Linked DNA regions of Homo sapiens: regions 1, 2 and 4 are each linked to region 3. Evidence: chromatin loops called from intact Hi-C (ENCODE). Cell type or tissue: PC-9. All regions are shown on one strand.

Region 1 (5,000 bases), 210 kb after region 3:
GTTGGGCTGTGTACAAGTCCAGCCACATCCAAATGCATTTCTGAGGACCAGAACTTATATGAAGCCTCATTTCACATGTCATTAAGAACATCTGTCAGCAGAAAGAATCATTTCACTTTGAAAGTTTTATGTCCTGAGGGTTACCCAGTGCATTAAGCCCTGGGTGAAAATTGAGTAAGCCGAAGATTTGAACCCATTCAAATGAAAAAGAAAAAAAATAAAAAAGCAAAGCACCTTGATTTTTTCAATGAGGGATCAAGCTCTGAGCTTTGAGATTGAGTCCCTATCCTAACCTTTTGCACAATACTCCTGTGTGGTTGACTAAATCCAAAAAAGCGTCCAGTTTCTTAATGTTTCAGGTATCCAAGCTTGGGTAGATTAACTTTCCATTCATGAAATGTTTCATTCAGGTGTTCAGGTATATTGAAGGAAAAATAAATGAAAACTTAATATGTATTTGCATTGAGTCCTTTTACCATCAATAATCTGGACTTGCTGGGAAATTAGAAAGATAAACTGTAAAATTGTTTATATTCATTGCAAAAATATGTTCTCCATATTTAGCAGTCCTGTTCATGTAGTAAAATGAATGTATACCTTTCTGTTTCTTTCACCATAAACAGTACTGACACCTACCCATCAAGTTTAGATACAAAACAGTTAGTTCAACTTAAATATTACCCCTATTTCAGTTGCATCTTTTTAACCTGTGAATACAAAGAGAAATATGTCCTCTGTGTGTGTGTGTGTGTGTGTGTGTGTGTGTGTGTGTGTGTGTGTGTTTAATTGCTACCTGCAAGGACCCGTTTTCTCTTAAAGCTTTTCACGTTATTTCCTAGTCAGGTTGCTTTTTTGTCCAGTATGTTTTTTGGCTGAATTTTGAACCAGAAGAGAGGCTTCATTCTTATTTTTATCCATCTTTAACATTTATTGCTGTTGCTATTGTTATTCTTTCTCATCAGGGCAAAAACAAAACTTTGAGTTTTGAGGAAAAGGGAGAATGTTGAAGTCCATTAACAAGTATTTATTGGCCTCTTACTCTATGTAGAAATCTGAATGAAAACTTCTACATGGATATGAGAAAAATGGAGAATGCAAGGATCTTCTTAGAGAACAGCTGAACACGAACCCATTAGAAAATCTAATGAGATTAGAATAAATGTAATATAAAATGGTTCTGATCATCCCTTGTTGCATCATTCCAATTGCTTCAACTTAGTTGATTTCACCAGTGCTTGGTTGGCTTGTTGCAAAGCTTTGCTTCAGTGTGCCAGTGTACCATGTTATTATATATTTGTCCATGAAAGTGCCCAGGAAATGAGTTTGCAGTCATGACATTTTGGTGTTGCACAGAATTGCCATCGTAAAAGCCCTGGTACCCACTGCTAAGGCAGCAACCTACCTTGAACCCAAGGCTAACACTTGACTGACTAGAATAAGATATTGAATTGATGTGAGCAGAGATTTTGCTTCACCAATGCATCCTTGACTCTTAAAGTTTATTACAGAATATGTCTCCAAAACATTCATAGACCCTTAAGTTTTAAAGATGAAAACAAGAACTCAATGATTAGGGACCATTAAATCAAAAGAAAAATAGAGCATTTATATAGAAGACAACAGTTTATTTAAAATGTAAGGTACTTTGTATCCACCTAAAAGAACAAGGAAGCATTATACAACTTCACCCTTTTGCATTTAAGGATGACTGTAACCAGAAGTTCATTCATGTCACCCTCTTACATCAGATGGAAACCAATCTTTAGCTAAATTAGTACTCATTTCTCCATAATTCTCTATTTAATTTTGTTTTCCAAAAGACTATTGAGCATTATACTAATGAATAGACTTCCAAAAGTGCTCAGTCCAAATGAGATAAACATTATTGTGATCTCTTAAATTGAATTCAATGAAATTGAAATATTGACAATCACTGTATCTGAGAGTCAGATATGAAATTATCCCCTAAGTCACTTATCTCTTGATTACAACCTTCTGGACTTAGGTTTTCTCTGTCTCAGTCAGAATGTAAGAGAGAAATCGTTACTGCATTTGATTCGCTAGATTAATCTAGGAATAGCAGCTGACCTCCCTCAAATCCATCATAAAGCACTGGCAAACAATAGTGTGTTTCTCAGGTGGGGATTGATGCCAACTCCCTGCCCTTTATTTCTCTTAAGAGTAGTGAAAACTTTTAGGTTTTAGGTTTTGAATTGCCTATGAAAAGGGCATTGGAAATGTAAACATAAACGTTTTTGCAGAAGCCCAGTTGGTCCAGGAAGCCTTTAATTTGCTGACACTGACACTAGCCTATTGGTGGCTGAACCTGCAGAAAGTAGATATTATCCTTTAAAATGTCATGGTGCAGACTGGCTGACAGTTTTTTGTCAGTCAATCCAATCACCTAAATCACTTCTTTGTATCTGATCCTGGGAAAAAAAAATAGTAGTAAGCGAATTACAGAGGATGTGGTTATTGTGAGATAATCAACCCCCTGGGGAGATCAGACACACCTGTGTTACTCTATCTTATGCCTGGGAGAGTGACTAAGGCAGAAAAATTGCACCCTATTTCCTTTACCCCATCACATGTTAATACAGCATTAACCACTAGCCTTTAAATACATCTCCTGATAAAATCAGCGCATATTGCAGACATGACTGTCGTCCACAAGGAGAAGTGGCAAATCACACAGGAAGCTGTAGACTGTTCTTATTTCTCCAGCAAGGATTCACAGATAAAAAGTGATTGCAAAAGCAGTGTCTGCTGAGAATGAAGGCCATAGCTGGGTCCTCTGGGATTTACCCTGCAAGTTGCACCTGCCCCAGCCGGGACAGGCCACCTTAGGGACAGAATCTTCCTCTTCTCAGTCACTGGGTTAGTGCATATAAAATCACTCTGCATGACAGGAAAGACAAGAGTTCTCTTTATTTCCTTTGGGTCCAAACCTGTTTTGCCTAGGAGCCTTCGGTCATGAACAACTTTTCTGCCAGGTGAAATGGAGTGTTTACAGACATGGGAAAAAAATTTAAAACAAGAAATTTTTATATCCCTTTTCTACACTATATGCATTTCATTGCCCCCGACTTCTCAGGCTATATGCTAGAAATCTCACATATGAAGGAAAACTAGTTAAAACAAAACCAATCCCGCCCATCTTGATTTCAATGTGGAAAAAATCTTTCCACGTGGGTTAGTTATAAAATAGAAGTTAAAGAGCCGCACCAAGTGAACCTTATGTGCGCAGAGGATTTGGGGGATTCCCGCTCATTCCCTTATTCCTATGGAGAAGGCAGCATTTTACATATCTGCTTTCGTTGCCAGCCAAAGTGAGTTTGCCACTGAGGTGGTCTGTGCTTTATGTGCAATAACTGATCCTTGGATGTATGCTTAAGTCTGAAATAGATTTCCACAAAATTGCAAAACAGTTAATGCAATAGAATGTAAGGAAATGAGTATCCTTTCATGGATTATGAAATTTCGTGGTGATTTTAAAATCATTTTGATGTCCATCCTGGCTGAAGGTAGAGGTTAAAATGCACAAAAGTTGCAGGTGGACTTTATAATGCAAATATCATCTGGGAGATGAGTGAGAACGTCTTAGAAGATGATTCCTGAGGAGTTAAGTCAAAAGACATTTGAGAGAGGATTCCTGGAGGGAAAAGAGCAAATTGTTCTTTTAGTTAATGCACTAATTTTCCCCTCAAAATGGTGTGTGAGTGCTGTGATTTCCCTCATATCATCTCCAGTAATAAGTATTACTAGACCTTTTATTTTATTTTTCAGTCTAAGAAGTGTGAAGTGATATCTTGTGCTATTTTGTATCTTTCTAATTATTAGAGTATGTGAGCATTTTCTGTGTTTTTTTTTTTTTTTTTTTTTTTTTTTTTGAGGTGGAGTCTTGCTCTGTCACCCAGGCTGGAGTGCAGTGGCGCGGTCTCAGCTCACTGCAAGCTCCGCCTTCCAGGTTCACGCCATTCTCCTGTCTCAGCCTCCCCGGTAGCTGGGACTACAGGCGCCTGCTACCACGCCCGGCTAATTTTTTGTATTTTTAGTAGAGACAGGGTTTCACCATGTTAGCCAGGATGGTCTCGATCTCCTGACCTCGTGATCTGCCCGCCTCGGCCTGCCAAAGTGCTGGGATTACAGGCATGAGCCGCCGTGCCTGGCCTTCTCTTATACTTATTGGCCATTCAGCTTTCTTCTTTTGTGAATTACTTATAATATTTTGCCTATTCTTTATTGAGTTGCTTGACTTTATTGAGTTTTTTCAATATTGATAGGCAAATTGTCCCAGTAAACTTCATTCAGTAACTCATCCTTACTAATTTGTAATCACTAATTTGTAAGGCCACTTTTGCTATATGTTTCATTATATTTATGAATCTGTCCTGGACTCTCAAAACTGTCCCTTTGATGAATTTGTTCATGTGTATGTAAATTTTTTTGTGAGAGAGTGTGTGTGTATATCTTCACAGAAGAGGCAATTGTTATTGTTGTTGTTGTCATTGTCGTTGTGAACACTTATCACAGGAGGCCTTGCCAATACCCGAAGGTGAAGCTACCCTCCCCACATGTGTGTTTGTGTGTGGCTTCTTTTGTTGTTGTTGTTTCTTTTCTTTTAATATTTTTGTTGCCACTCACACACAAATGTCACTTTTTAAAGAACAACTATATACTATGTATTATTATTGTTATTATTGAATATTTTATCCGTAAGTTCTATTTGTTCACATTAAGGAACTTCTCTTTGGTTCACACCAGGGTGTTGCCACCAATTTCATGTTTTTAAAAAGGTTCTACACTTGTATTCCTAGTATAAATCCTATTAAGTGTTTATAGTTTAATGTGGATTAAGTTTGGTAATTTTTTTAGATCTTCACATTATTTCATAAAAGATAATTTATACTTTTAGTTTATTTTATTATCCTCATTTGGTTTTGATATGGAGCTGTACAGGATCATAATGAATCAATAACTTTTATCTCTTGTTCTCTGGA
Region 2 (5,000 bases), 340 kb before region 3:
TTTACAGGTTGTGACTTGTTGAAGCTGCATTTTGCCAACAAATGCGAGCCATGAGGTGTCTTGTGCAGCACAGCTGTTACCCTGTCTATGTGCTCTACAGCCGGGCCCCTGAACCTGGTGTTGACCTCAGTGGCAAACCACTGTTAAAAACAATGGAGGCAGGCAGTGAGGAGGCAGCGAGGAGACAGATTCACTAATGCTGATTGTCCCTGGCATAGGAATATCCTGTAAGTGGCTTCAGAGAATTAGCTAGACTGGGAAATTCTCAAAGCCCTCATAGCCATCTTGTTTTGTAACTCATGTGTACAGGCAATTATCCATACATATGCTTGTGGGTGACCAGTGGGAATTCAGCCAGGGTTATCCAGACTGAAATTTATCCTTCTATATTAGTTTCAAATAGATGCTGTAACAGATGAACACAAAGTTAATGGCCTAAAACAACCTGAATGTATTATCTTACAGTTCTGGAAGTCAGAACTGAAATGGGTCTCCGTGAGCTGAAATCAAGATATTGGCAGGGCTGTGTTTCTTTCTGGATTCCCTGGGAAGAATTCATTTCCTTGCCTTTTCAACTTCTAGAGGCTGCCTGCGTTCCTTAGCTGCTGGCCCCTTCTCCATCTTCAAAGCCAACAATGGTGGGCCAAGTCCTTCTCATGCTACCATCTCCCTGGCTTCTAAAGCAGGCAATATTAGAACATGGATCAACTAGCATGCTCTTTTAAGTTTTATCTCTACCCAAAGTATTAAGAAAAAAGGAAGAAAAATATACATCCTTTGATGCACCAATATTTACCCAGTCTGGTACAGCTGCTGCAGTCCTCTGTTAGTTACTCTAAGTCCTAAAGTTCTTTTTCTGCCAGGAACTACATATTTGGCTACAAAAAGGCAAGTTACTTAACTGCAAACCACACAGTTTATTCATCTTTATAATGGGCATAACCCCTCTGGTCCTGTTCTCTCTGACCATTGGAATGGTAAATGAGATAATGAAAAAGGGCCTTAAAAAGCATGTTGTTTAATCAAGCATTTTCTGTGACCTCACTAAGATAGTCAGAAGCGAGGTCTGTGTCTGCTCTCACATGCTATGCAACACTCCTAATACACCCCACTTATTTTATTTTATTTTATTTTATATTTTTTGAGATGGAGTCTCGCTCTGTCGCCCAGGCTGGAGTGCAGTGGTGCGATCTCGGTTCACTGCAAGCTCCACCTTCCAGATTCACGCCATTCTCCTGCCTCAGCCTTCCGAGTAGCTGGGACTACAGGCACCCGCTGCCATGCCCAGCTAATTTTTTGTATTTTTAGTGGAGATAGGGTTTCACCATGTTAGCCAGGATGGTCTCGATCTCCTGACCTCGTGATCTGCCTGCCTCTGCCTCCCAAAGTGCTGGGATTACAGGCGTGAGCCACCGCGCCTGGCCACACTCCACTTATTTCTTACCAAGCTTATAGGTTGCTTTGTTAGATTTCTTTTTTTACTATACATATTTGATTTACATATTTAATTTATAGCAATGCTGCATAGTAAGGAGGCTATCAATTGCCACTCAGTGAATATTTAATGAATAAAAAATGAACAAAGGAAAGCAAAAAGAAGAGAAGGGAGGAAGTAGAATGTGGAAAGTTGTACACTCTCTCCTCATTGCTCTGGCAGAGGAAGCTCCATTTCCATTCTCCTTGGGAGATCTTGAACTTTATCTCCAATCTGGACCCTTCCTATTAGAAAGAAGGGGACAGTCTTGAGGGAACCATGTGTACCACCAAAGGTAGGTCATGGGGGTCAGAGGGCCACCCCCAATGCCCAGCCCCACTTGGTACAGAGGAAAACACATACCTTATGGCCTTTGTTTAAAAAAAAAAGAAAAAAAAAAAGCCCTGGTTTCTGGGAATTAGTTCATCAATAAGGCACTAAGTTATTTCAGGCTCACTTACCAAATGCCTCTCCATTGTTCAGTAGTAACTAGCACGTGCATAGTAGGTCCAGAAAATAACATTTGGCGTTTTGATGAAGGAATGAGTGCAGGAATGATGTGTTGCTAGACAGCCCAAAGAAACACCAAGAAAACACCAAAGCAAATTTAAATAGTATAGCACGATCATTTTTTGATGATGGATGGCCTCAGTACTTTAGGCCATTCAGCAGCGTTACCCTGGGATTTTGCTCTAACCCTGTTCTCCTGGCCTTGCTACCAGGGCTCATGGGGGTAAATCTGGTCAGTCTCCAAAAGAAGGAGCTGATCATGCAGATTAGGCGCGTCGTGGGACCTGCCTGCTGGCCAGAGCCACTCGGCTTCTGAAACCTTCGTGAATCAGGAAACCAGCGCTCGGCACCCTCTGCAACTGCCCTTCTGGGCTCCCTTCCATTGCTCCTCCCAGCCTCTCCCTGGAACTGGGCAGCGCTGCTTCTGGCCAGGAAAAAGGAACCTCCTCTGAGTCAGAGCTGAGTGAGTAGCAGTTGCTTCACCCCCAGCCCCCAGGGCTTGGAGAGAGACCTGCTTTGTCCGCATGAAACTGCAGGCTTGGGCCAGCGCAATAGTTTGATGTGAATAAGCAAAAAGAAAAACGACCAAAAAAAAAAAAAAAAAAAAAAAAAAAAAACAAAAAACAAACACACACACACACACACACACACACACCAACCAAAAAGCCCCCCATGTTTCTTCAGATTAGATTTAATTGAAAACAACCATCCACCCCAACCACTTTTCGTATGTTGAGCAGCTTCTCCAGTTGTGGAGTCCAGGGTCTGAGTCTGAGTCAGAGAAGGGAGCAGAGGTTGTCCCCCACCAAATCCAGAAGTGGGGGGCTGCAATGCAAGAGCTCAGGACTATAAGTCTGTAAAACGCTGTGGGCCCCTGCACAGCCAGCCCTGTCAGTCTCCCTGCATCCTCCACTGAAACGAAAGGAAATAGAGAGCCGAGCCAAGCAGAGGTATAGGGGAGCCAGGAAGCCAAGGAGGGAGGCCAGCGGCTCTCCTGCCTCAGCAGACACCCGCAGGCTGAGCGAGAGAGCTTCCCTTCCAAACACTGCAAAGAGTCTCCGAGGAGGAAAAGGATCTTGCAGAAGAGCCAGGAAGCCAGGATTGAAACTGTTGCCGGCATTGGCAGGGCCCGGGCTGGAACTGTCTGCTCTCCTATCCTCTGGCTCAGTGGGAATCCCATCGCCTCTCTGACATCATGGATGAAAATCAGCCCTGGCTTTCATGTGTTGGGACCGCCCCACCCAGCTCAGTCCGGCCAGCTGGACCCTCCCAAAACGGGTTCTCTTTTGTCAGCTGCCTTTTATAGAACTATAAAACTAAAAGTTCAAGTACGAAGCCCTTACATCAGTCATCAAAAAAGGCAGACTTCGCCTCCCAGACTCCTTCTGCCTCTTTCCCTGCATTGTGGCTTCCTGCTCTCCGGCAGAGCTGCTAGGCTGCTGGCTTCCATTTCTCAGCCTCGTAAAGATCCTATAACACCAAATGGGGCATTAACCTGCCTAGGAGGGGGTTCTGGATCTGTGCTTTGGAATTAGGGGAAAGGGAAGAGAAGGGGGGATCTTACGCTGCAACTATGTGGGGGAAAGGAAAGATACTTCTGTAATAAAGTGAAATGGCATAGAGTTGGAAACGGGAAAAGAGACAACACAGGACCACAGTCGATGAGGCAGAGTGAGACTTCCGCCAAATAACTGTGACCTTTGAAATTTCAAACTGCCTCTCTAGGCATTTGAATCTCTTGGCCAAAGCATAAGTGAGTAGGGTGGTGGAACACCAGATGATCCTATGCTCAGCAGAGTTTAAAAGGGAGGGAGTATTAAACATGTTGGAGCTTGAGAAGAAGAGTGGAATTCTCACCTCCTCAGCTCAAGACCTGGGCCGTAGTGGGCACTAGATTAATCATGGCTGCAGAAAGAAGTGAATGGCTGACCTCAATCAGTTTCAATGCCTTAACAAAAGATTGGACTAAGATTATTGATAAAGGTCTTAGTGATTCTTGGATCAATGAGATGACTTCTACGGTTTAGGAAGCTCCATGTACACTCTAAACACATAAGAAAAGTCAAAGCCAAATGGAACTCACCCAGCAGTCCAAAATGGTGGCTGGGTCAACAATGCTGCACCTATGGGATCATCGTGTTCCCTGGCTTTACCTTTGAAGCGTGTGGTCTAGCTGCAGCTTAAAGGATTAATGTGAAGTGCAAGGAAATGTGTGTAAGTTAAACCATTCTTTGCTCAAATTAGATCAGTTATCTTGACCTGATAGACTTTTTTTAAAAGGTCTAATACACGGGACCTTTCTTCTCTTGGCTTGAGATATGAATGTGCATGTTGAGCAGCAACATTCCTGTGGGTCTCTCAGATTCTATCGGGCTGTTATATAACTGGCATTATAAGATTGGAAAGGATCTTAAAGATAAGACCTGGGTCAAAGTCTTATTTATGAATGAGGTCGAGGGAGGTTAAATGACTTATGCATTGTATGTGCTTACATTTATTCATCCAATCAAAGATGATTATTCCTATTGCTCCTTTTGTTGCTATTTAGCACCTGTGCACACCAGGCATTAGTCGGTGCATTGGGAGTCAGTGCTGAACAAAGGGGGTAGGAGACAATAGTTTTTGTGGACCTTATAATTGGAGAAACTAACATTAAGCAGATGAACAAGTGTGAAAATAATACCTTTTTGGAAAATGATGAAAACAGTGAAGGAGGTGGCAGTACATTAGGCGTGATGGCCAGGGAAGGCTTTTCTAAGCAGGTGGCCTCCAAGATGAGCTCTCTGTGATGAGAGAGAGCCAGCCATGAGAAGCTCCGAGACAGAATATTCCAGGCAAAGGGATGACAAGTGCACAGGCCTTGAGGCTGGGACAGCCTAGGTACAGATCGAGCATCCCTTATCTGAATTGCTTGGGACCAGAAGTGTTTTGGATCTCAGATTGTTTTCAGATTTTTGGGCTATTTGCATACATATAATGAGATCTTGGAAATGAGAACCAAACCTATACACAAAAT
Region 3 (5,000 bases):
GATGAATTTCAAAAGCTTACAGTGAGCGAAGAAGCCAGATTGAAAAGATCGTACACTGTTTAATTCAATTTTCTGTAAGAAGACCGAATAGTAAGTATTTTCAGCTTTTCAGGCCATATTGTCTTTGTTTCAACCGCTTAACTCTGTCACTGCAGCTCAAAAACAGCCACAATCAATATATAAGGAAGGAGTGTGACTGTAACAATCAAACCTTATTTGTGAACACGGAGATTTTAATTTCATAAGCATTTTATCTATCATAAAATATTCTTCTTGAAAAATCATTTAAACATGTAAAAAATATTTTTATCTTTAGACCTTTACTAAAAAAACTTGTGGGTCATAATTTGCAAATGCTGTGTTGTAGATGACACTGTACTAACGTAAATGTCATAAAGCAGATAAATAGTTGCCTGACGCAAAGGACGGGGTGGGGTTGATTGCAAAGAGGCACAAGGGTAATCTTGGGGGGTGATAGAAATGTTTGCTATCTTGATTGTAGTGGTGGTTATATATGAGTATATATTTGTTGCAACTCACCAACTGTACATTTAAAATGGGACGTTTTGTTACACGTAAATTATTCCTCAATAAAATAATAAAGTTAATTTTTCACAAAAAAAGAAAAAGAATAAACTGCAAGTAGAAGTAGATGTATTTATTTCACTCTTATTCTCCCCCAAAACTTTCACTAGCTTGAATGCTATTTTACAAGACAGCAAGCCTATCTTAGGAGGTAACAGAGTTTCCTCTGTTTTGGTTTTTTTTTTTTTTTTTTTTTTTTTTTTTGCAACAGTTAGGAATGGGGAGACTTGAAGGAAAAGAAAAGAATTAACTGATTATTGAGCTCTTAACTAGTTAGTTGAATCTATGGTATCACGGTCCTATACCAGTATCATGGTTACTATACCAGTAAGATACACCACGTTTAGAATCTTTTAAAAATTAATTTGATTCAGAGCTGCTGATTTCATTATCATTAAGATATACTGTACAATCATGGAAATGTGCTGAAAAATAAAGGAAGCAAAAACAATTTTAAACATTATATTGACATAAATGATAAAGCTACATAATAATGTCAACAATCAAGCTTAATATCAATTTAATGCTAGTATTATACTACATGCTTTACCTGTGTTATCTAAATCCTCAAAACATCCTTCTGAGGTTTGATCTCTTTATTGTCTTCCTTTTTTCATGGGAAAAGTGAGACTTGTTGAGGTTAACCAGCATGCTTAGACTTGCACAGATGGAAGCCAGGCTGTCTAACCCTAGAACCTTAGCTTGATAAGACCGAGAAAAGATTTTCTTTCCCAGAAGTCTTTATTAGAATAACAACAAAAACAACAACAACAAAAGACTAGGTATCCTGGCTTTAAATCCTCTGGGGATTTTGAAGGATGAGAATATAAGGGTCTTAATTTTCTAAGTCCCATTCCTTAGTATTGCTTTACTTAGTATTTACTTTGCTTTATAGTGTCTTAATTTTCTAAGTCCCATACCTTAGTATTGCTTTACTTAGTATTTACTTTGCTTATAAGTGTGCAAAAAAAGTTTGTGGAATGAAAGAATTATTTAGGAATTGTTCCCAGAGTGTTTTGGCCTTAATTCCTTATGTAAATGTTTTCTCACCATTTAAAATTCTTTTTTATTAAGATGGAATTCACACAACATAAAATTAATCATTTTAAAGTGTACAATTGAGTGGCATTTAGTACATTCGCAACATTTTGCAACCATCACCTCTATCTAGTTCTCTTTCCCTAATTTTTAAAATAAGTATAAACTTTAGGGTCTATACATTATTTTTGTGTCTTCAAACCCAGGACAAAAATATATATTCAGCTAGAAATGTTTTTGATCACAACTGCTGTCTTGTCTTTAGCAGTGTAAACCACTTCAGATGTTCGAGGCTTCTTGGTCTGGGTACCACCAACATACTCTCCTAGCTGTTGAATGAAGAACACATTGGCAAGTCAAGACAATCTTTTCAAGATCAGGCATTTGCTGGTTATGCAACCTGCATTGCTGATATTGGTCCAGTTGCTTTTACACTCCTGGAGTATGTCATTCCTTTTTGATCACTCACAGTATTTGCTGTCTTGATGGGAAATGAGCAAGAGTGTTACACTCAACCAAAGTATGTCTGGGACTAGGTTACAATTCTTAGAGTTCTCTTCACTGTCCTTAAATAGAGATAGGGAAACCGTGATTTGAAAGTTGTTGCATGCTTTCAGATGGTTTGGAAGTCGGAAATTGTAGACACCTGGGCTGTTATATTACTCATGGGCTTGTTTTATGACCAGGATTGATGCCAGATGAATGTTGCTTGGGCAGGCTGCGGTGCTCACTCCCAGGTGAGAGTTTATAATGCCCTTCTGATAAGGAGAGAGCCACGGGGCAAATTACTGCTGGGCTCTGAAAGTTCACCAGAGATGGCGATCAACAGCAGACATCTGTTTACTTCCTTAACTTTGTGTATGAAATTCCCAGATGTGTATGCATCAAAAATGAGGGAAAAAATGAGTTACATCTTCTTTTATCAGTTGTCTATGTCATTCTACTTCTTCATAATTGTTTTTTTAACTAGAGTAAGATGTATCTGTTTGTATTAAACTGCTTTCTCATGATATTTTGGGGAACCTACTGAGTGGGAAAGGAAAAGAAGAAAAATAAGAAAAAAAAAAGAAGCAATCTTTTGGATAATCAATCATCAATCAGTCTTCCTCCCAGACCATGCACCTGTTCCTTTCAAGTTCATTGCAGAAGTGAATGAGAAAGGATTTTATTATATTGTGACCTTCTGTCTAAATTTTCCTTTATGAAGCAGTTGCAGCAGATAGTGAGGCTCCAGGAACTGCAACTGCAAGCACTATAAATACAGTTAAACAGACACATCTGGGAACAATGGTTATTTTTATGATAGAATAAAATTTCTATGTTTAAATAACACCCCATGAAAACTAATTAATCTTTAAAGTGTTAAAAATGTCCAGAAAATTATATTGCCTTGTTGCAATACATAAGAAGAGGGCATTCAAATCTGATGTCTGCTAAACTCTGTGATGACTTTTTATTTTTCTGGTGTCACTGTTCAGGCTTTGAAAACCAGATATACAATTCAAACAAACTACATAAGCAGGTGAATGCTCCAATTTCATTTTTATAGTGTGACTCAGCAGCTGTACTCCATCTAAGGCAGGTTGGACATAATAATAATTCACTCTAATTACTCCTTTCTGATAATGGGTACTCTTGGCATAATCCCCGAAAGAAAGCTTTGAAGTTGGCTCAAGTTACCAGCAGGAATCATGATAACACATTTTTATGATTCTTAGAAGTTTTTGTCCCCAGAGATCTCCAGATAGTTCTCTTTCAATGATTCATATACTTAGTGTTGCCTTATGACATATTTCCTGGAAAACTTTTAATCTCAGATGTTTTCCCTATTTGCCTAGCGTTTTCTCCTGCTACCCAGAGAGCCTCATTCTATGAAATGACACCATAGTGAATATAATACATGAACTGCACATACAGAAAAATATCACAAACTATGATGGAAATGACTTTTTCATATGACACCATTTTTGGAATATCCATGTGACTTTCTGAGTTTATAGAAATGATCAAGAAACGTATATACATCAATGGAGAAAAGATCTTTTATGGGCCTGCTATTTTTGCCTGCTGCTTCAACTACAAGTCTAAATAAAAGGAAATCAGAGAAATGTTTCTCAAAAAAGAAAAATACTGAAGATCAAAATAGTTGTAAGATGGTACAATGTTCTCCATAGACTTGACCTTAAGCATTCTGGTAGAGTGGTCATTTATTTTCTCAAGGATTTGATTTTCATGTCATACCGCTCTTCAGCAAATGCCACCCAATGTCATTTCTGTTAAAGTCCTAAATATATGCATTCTAAACCACAGCTCAAATAATATTTAATTGTTATTCTCTTGTGTTGTAATTCTATGCCAGTGAGGGGGTGGAAGAGTGGTAACTTATCACCAAGTATAGCATTTCATAAAATCTTTGAGCAGACAGAAATAACTTCCTTCAAAAGTATACAGGGATACTTTGATGTAGAACATATTTGTTCTTGCCCTCTGGAAGTCACTCATCACAGGAAAGACAGTTAATGACTTTCCCCAGATACGCATTTCTTCCTGTTTCTGTCATTCTTTAAATACTTGTCTTTTGCCACTAGCTTTTAGTCATTCATTACTGTGTAGATTTGAATAGCTGCAAATTCCAGAGGGAGTAAAATTGAATAATATCTAAACTCATATGGCCAAACATACAGACAGGGCTTACAAAGTACCTCAGTACCCAGGGTCCTATTTGCTTAAATTGTTTAGGCACCACTTGGGAAGGAACTCACCCAAGAAAAGAGTCCACAGACACAGCATATGGATAGGGGTGGTGTAGGCAGAGTTTGTGGATGGGTATGTATTTTGGTATTGGGAGAAGATAAGAAATTATCAACTGGGGCATAAGTTAAATATGTATAAGTTACATAAACTGCACCCATTTTGAGCATATACTTTGAGAAATTTTGAAAATATAACTCTGTGTAATCACCTCCACAACCTAAATATAGAACATTTATCAGCCCCAAAATTGTGCCCCTTTGTAGTCAATTTCAATTCTTCAACCTCTGACCACAGGCAACCACTGATTAGATTTGAATTTTTTGCAGTTTCATGTAATTATAATCTTAGAGTTTATACTCTCTTGTGTAAAGCCAGTGTTGTTGTGATTCATCCATGTTGTTGCATAAAAGTAGTATATTCTTTTCATTGCTTATCGTAATTTCATTTCATGGATATGCCACATTTATTTATCCAGTCACCTGTGGATGGACATTTGGGTTTTCTCTCATTTGGGCTATGGCAAATAAAGGTGCTATGAACATTCACAAACATTCATGTACTACTCTTTTTGTAGATATGTGTTTGCATTTATTTTGGTCAAATATCTAGGAGTACCATGGCTG
Region 4 (5,000 bases), 300 kb before region 3:
ATGTGATTTGGGTTCAAACCTTTAGGGGAAAAAAGCCATTCTAAACAATTATATTTAATTAAAAACACACAAAGAGATCACAAAGGATGACAAAGTTGGAGAGGACCTTGGGTATTATTTAATTTTTTTTTTTCTTGGAGAGGTAAAGCAACCAAGAGCTGTTAAGAGGTATTAAGACCAAGCAACTGTTGAGTAGCAAAACTTTAGGTGGAAACTTTGCCTGTCTTATTCACTGCTATATTCCTAACCTGTAGAGAAGCAGTTGTCAGCTGGGGCCATTCTGCCCTGTTGAGGGACATTTGGCAGGGTCTGGAGACATTTTTGGTTGTTACATAGGAGAATGGGGGATAGAAGTGCTACCGGCACCTAGAGGCCAGGGATGCTGCCGAAAACCCTCCATCGCACAGGACGGCACCTACAACAGAGAATTGTCTGTCCCAAATGTCAATGGTACAAAGGTTGAGAAACCCTGCTTTACGGAGGATGAACAAATTCATTGTAGACACATAACCTGACTCCCAGGGACTAAGGGGCTGGCACATGCATTCTCAAGAGGGGGGATAAATACTACCAAGCGGACAAAATTTGGTTCTTTGTGAATGAGTGTAAAAACATATATAACCATTTTTCTGTGGCATGACATTTCATGGGGAGGTAGGCAATGAGGGGAAACAAATCTACAAGGTTTTCTTGGGAGGGAGGTAACAAAGGAAAAAAAAAAATCTGGGAATACTGAGAAAGCATGATTGCAAGCTTGAGTTCTCTTCCTCCACCCTCTGCACTACGACTGGCATTTGAACAAGTGCCACTGGCATGCACGTCCAGCTCCACTTCCGGGCTGTGCTGTCACTAGAGTGCTGCTCGTTCTCTATTTCTCCGCCTGCTGCTCTGCATCTTAGGAGGCAAAGAAACATTTTCAGGTTATTCTTTGACTGCCTGTACGTTTGTTTTCTGAGAACTAAAGATAAAAAGATACAGAAAACAGGGAGAATAGGGAGTGGGAGTGAGAAGGGGCTTGCAGTTACAGTATTTTGGCCACCTCCCCAATCAGGACACATAAGGAAGTGAGGCTGCTGTTTTCTGCCTGGTATGACTCTTGGGTCCTGGGTGGTGTTGGCCAATGGTTGGGCTGGTCAGTGTGCACAGCGGCTTCGCAAGATGACTCGGGCATGCTTTTCATTGTTTTATTTTCTCAGTCTATCTGTAGAATCTCATCATTTTGGGGCCTTCAGGAATATTTGGGTAATACTGAGAGTCTTCTGCAAAATGCTACTTGAATGTTTTAATTTTTAATTGAGATTTTAAAAGTTTGTCTGGGTGGCAGAGCAAGACCCTGTCACAGACAAAAAGTATGCTTGGATTCATTTTGGATTTGTGGGTAAACTCAAGCTCCCCTTTTGTTTGAAATGATTAGCATAGTTTTGTGGCTTCTAGAACAAAGTTTTGGGCATCAAGTATGCAAATCTGGGTTTCTTCAGATAACCACAAGTGAGTATCTTGAAATCAGTCTCTTAAATCTAAGCAAGTGTCCCAGATCCAGTGGGAGGAGAGAGATGTGTCTGTGGCCATCACTGTAAATATGTTTGACTTGAGTGGTTTCCAGAAATGTATATAGAGTATGTTCACATAGAGATTTAAGGGTGGAGAGGGAATGTTGAACGGACATTCTTTTTCTGACATTCCCTCCCCCAACATGGAACCCGTGATGAGTTTATAAATAGCAGAGCCTATTAAGCCACAAAAACCTAGAGAAACAGGGCAGTAAAAAATAATGAAATGCAATATTCAGAATACATGGAAAAGCCATGATTTACTTTAATCCTTGGGACCAGGAATAATACACCTGCCTTGGAACAGGGGATGGCATAATGTTGGCATAACATCAGGGGTTTAATAATTTTTGACCACATTTTATAGACGCTTTCCTGCAATTAATGCTAAATAAAGTCAACAACTTCTCCACCTGCTGCTGTGTTTGGGGCTTTCATCAAGTGCGTCCCACTCTCCTTCATTACCCCAGGCTATCACAGTTCCTGCTGAACTTGTTCATTTTTCGTTCTTTTCCCTCGATAATCCCCAGGACTATCACATGCACTGCTTGTGGTATATACGGCTTTCCATTCTTTTCTTGCAAGAGTTAAGCTAATTGAATTCAGCACCACTATTCTCTTTGCTGGGATCATCAGGCCACCTCTGCAGAGGCAGCACGTCTGTATCTTTTTTCCGATAAGGATTGGGTATAATTTTTCTCTCATTTTATTTTTTAATGAAAACAAATTAACATGATATGGTGGGAATGCAGATATGTTGGTCAAAGGGTACAAAGGTCAAGTTAGACAGGATGAATAAATTCTAGGAGTCTACTGTATGACATGGTGACTATGTTAGAGGCGTTGGAACCAGAGTGAACAGGGGTTCCTGTTTGAGGTTCCATCTTGAACAGGGACTGGGTAGAATGAGGCTGAGACCTGTTGGGCTGCATTCCCAGCGGATTAGGCATTCTTAGTCAGAGGATGAAATAGGAGGTCAACACAAGATCCAGGTCACAAAAACCCTGCTGATAAAACAGGATGCAGTAAAGAAGCCAGCCAAAACCCACCAAATCCAAGATGTCAAGGAAAGCAACCTCTGGTTGTCCTTGTTGCTCATTATACAGTAATTATAATGCATTAGTTTGCTAACAGACACTCCCACTAGTGCCATGACAGTTTACCAATGCCATGGCAATATCTGGAAGTTACCCTATATGGTCTAAAAAGGCCACAGGTGGTGGTGGGGTTCCCCTCAGTTCTGAGAATTGCCTGCTTCTTTCCCAGAAAACTCATGAATAATCCACCCCTTGTTTAGCGTATAATCAAGAAATAACTATAAATATAGCCAACCAGCAGCCCACAGTGCTGCTCTGCCTATGGCTTAGCCATTCTTTTATTCCTTAACTTTCCTAATAAACTTGCTTTTGCTTTACTCTGTGGACTCTCCCTGAGATCCAAGGACCCTCTCTTGGAGTCTGAATTGGGACCCCTTTCTAGCAACTATGCTGTTGTTATATTGTATACTTGAAAATTGCTAGGAGAGTAGATCTTAAGTGTCACCACCACACACACACACAAAATGATATTGAGGTGATGGACATGTTAATTAGTGTGACTTAATCATTTCACAATGTGTGCATCTATCAAAACAATCATATAGGACACCATAAATATTGACAATTTTTACTTGTCAACTATATCTTAATGAAGCTGGGAAAAAAATTTTTTAAAAAATTAGTATGATAGGCTTCACACACACACACACACACACACACACACACACACACACACACTGCTATTCTTTAATTCCATCTCTCCACTTTCTTAAGGGAGTCTTTAAAAGCACTTGGAGTTTATATTTTGAACCTCTCGGTTTTAGGCTGGAGATTTTCTCAGGAATAAGATTCTCTGACTGTCTTCATGTAAATTGTAGTCATTTTATCACATTGATGTTTTATTTCAATAACTACTTGACAATCACTTGAAGGCTGGGGTAGAAGATCTCATGATAAAATGAACACCAGGTGGGTTATAAAACATATGCCTTCAATTTTGAAAAAAGACTATCATCCTCATTTCAGTCTTTGTGTCTCCAGAGCCATGTTGGGATGTTTAGGTGCAAGAGATAAAAAATTTCATTTTGCAAGACCAAGTTTACACAACTGAGACTCAACCATTGCTTTCCTGAGGGATGTGTGTGTGTGTGCGTGTTTGCTTTGGATGGAGGGAGTTGAAAGTATTAGCTATAAAAACCATTAGCAATTCCTAGTCGATCTAAATCAGTCTAAACATTTTTCAAAATCTCGCCTAGATTCTTGCACTATTTTAGCCTGCACCAAGGCGATTAATTCACACAGGGGGCTGTTTATTTAATTGTAGTAACAGCATATAAAGCCAAGACACTGTCTAATCTCCTATTCTTGAGTTTTTAAATCCCAAATGGTGAATGGCAAGTAAGGCTGCTAGTTTTATAGCTTCATGAATTAGTTCAGCTGAAAAATATTTTGTCCATTTTCATTTGGGAGACATTGGGTGCAGGGAGATGTAGGAGGGGTAGAGTAGGATTTGTTAGCCAGCACTAATCGGTTCTTGGCCTCTAGCAATTCTCTGTGGCAGAATAAAGGGAAGAGATAATTATTCTCCTTAATCACTGCGTCAATGACTGCATTTAGAACCCTCTGCTTAAAGGCAGACCAGATTTCCCAGAGAATATTCTCAACCTTTCACTGATCTGATTTTGAAGTGAATGAATGTTCTGAAAATATCTGTTAGCCGGGCCTTACTGGTTTGCCTGGGATTCATAGAGACAAGGAGCCTCCAGTAGCTTCAGTTGGGTGACCTTTCTCATATCCGTCACCAGGCTGTTAATGAGAGGGTTTTTGCATCTTTGCAATTTGGTGTCATGGCAGAAATCACCAAGGAACAGGATCCAAAGACTAATTGCCTTTACCTCTTTTTCTCTCTCCCACTCCTCAACACCTCCCTTTGCTGCTATGCCATTTTCATCTGAGTCATAGATTTGTGACTTTAGGAATGGATAAGTGGGAAGAAAAAGGAAAAACGAAGACAGCACACAGGCCCCAATGGTTACCATTTTCCTGAAAGGACATTGGAGTCTTTGCGGATATATGAAAATATGTGCAAGGAAAATGTGTAGTTCTTTGAGTTAATTTTTCTCTCTTTGATCTATCAATACAGGAAGGTCAACGTCTTTTGGTTGTGTGGGGATTGAGCCGAATTTTCCTGTGACTTTTGCTCAGGAGCTCAGTTTTGCTCTTGAAAAACATACTACTCTACCTATAATTCCTGTTTCCCCCATTCTTTCTTCCCCAGCCTTACCTGTCCTTTAAGATTTACCTCTTCCAGGAAGGCTGTCTGACTACCCTGCCATGACAGGTGACTCATTATCCTGTTTCTTTGTGGTGAGTTTGCTGAACAGGCCCAAAGTTTATCCTGCCTTGCTTGCTT

Evidence for each region. A loop is a pair of places that touch in the nucleus more often than their neighbours do. Peaks named below come from ENCODE experiments on the same cell type or tissue, not always from the same donor. Only the 100,000 strongest peaks of a DNase experiment are listed, where the experiment ranks them.
Region 1: a loop joins it to region 3, with 6 times the contacts of the local background. A loop is called at or near these places in 3 of 110 quality-filtered maps.
Region 2: it touches region 3 in a loop (9-fold over the local background); 2 of 110 quality-filtered maps call a loop at or near these places.
Region 4: it touches region 3 in a loop (9-fold over the local background); 2 of 110 quality-filtered maps call a loop at or near these places.

What each region holds. Positions count from the first base shown.
Region 1 is chr17:71,421,894-71,426,893 of GRCh38, reverse strand. No RefSeq gene overlaps it. Among named protein-coding and RNA genes, the nearest start is that of CASC17, 220 kb to the right of the region's middle. In PC-9, a CTCF peak has its summit at 2,718; a DNase peak (open chromatin) is centred at 2,583; H3K4me3 peaks cover 794 bases; H3K27ac peaks cover 3,754 bases.
Region 2 is chr17:71,973,614-71,978,613 of GRCh38, reverse strand. No RefSeq gene overlaps it. Among named protein-coding and RNA genes, the nearest start is that of ROCR, 50 kb to the left of the region's middle. In PC-9, no CTCF peak of the experiment used is centred here; DNase peaks (open chromatin) are centred at 2,453 and 4,333; H3K4me3 peaks cover 940 bases; H3K27ac peaks cover 1,700 bases.
Region 3 is chr17:71,630,817-71,635,816 of GRCh38, reverse strand. No RefSeq gene overlaps it. Among named protein-coding and RNA genes, the nearest start is that of ROCR, 390 kb to the left of the region's middle. In PC-9, no CTCF peak of the experiment used is centred here; DNase peaks (open chromatin) are centred at 2,166, 3,256 and 4,166; H3K27ac peaks cover 2,536 bases.
Region 4 is chr17:71,934,639-71,939,638 of GRCh38, reverse strand. No RefSeq gene overlaps it. Among named protein-coding and RNA genes, the nearest start is that of ROCR, 89 kb to the left of the region's middle. In PC-9, no CTCF peak of the experiment used is centred here; a DNase peak (open chromatin) is centred at 2,468; H3K27ac peaks cover 1,515 bases.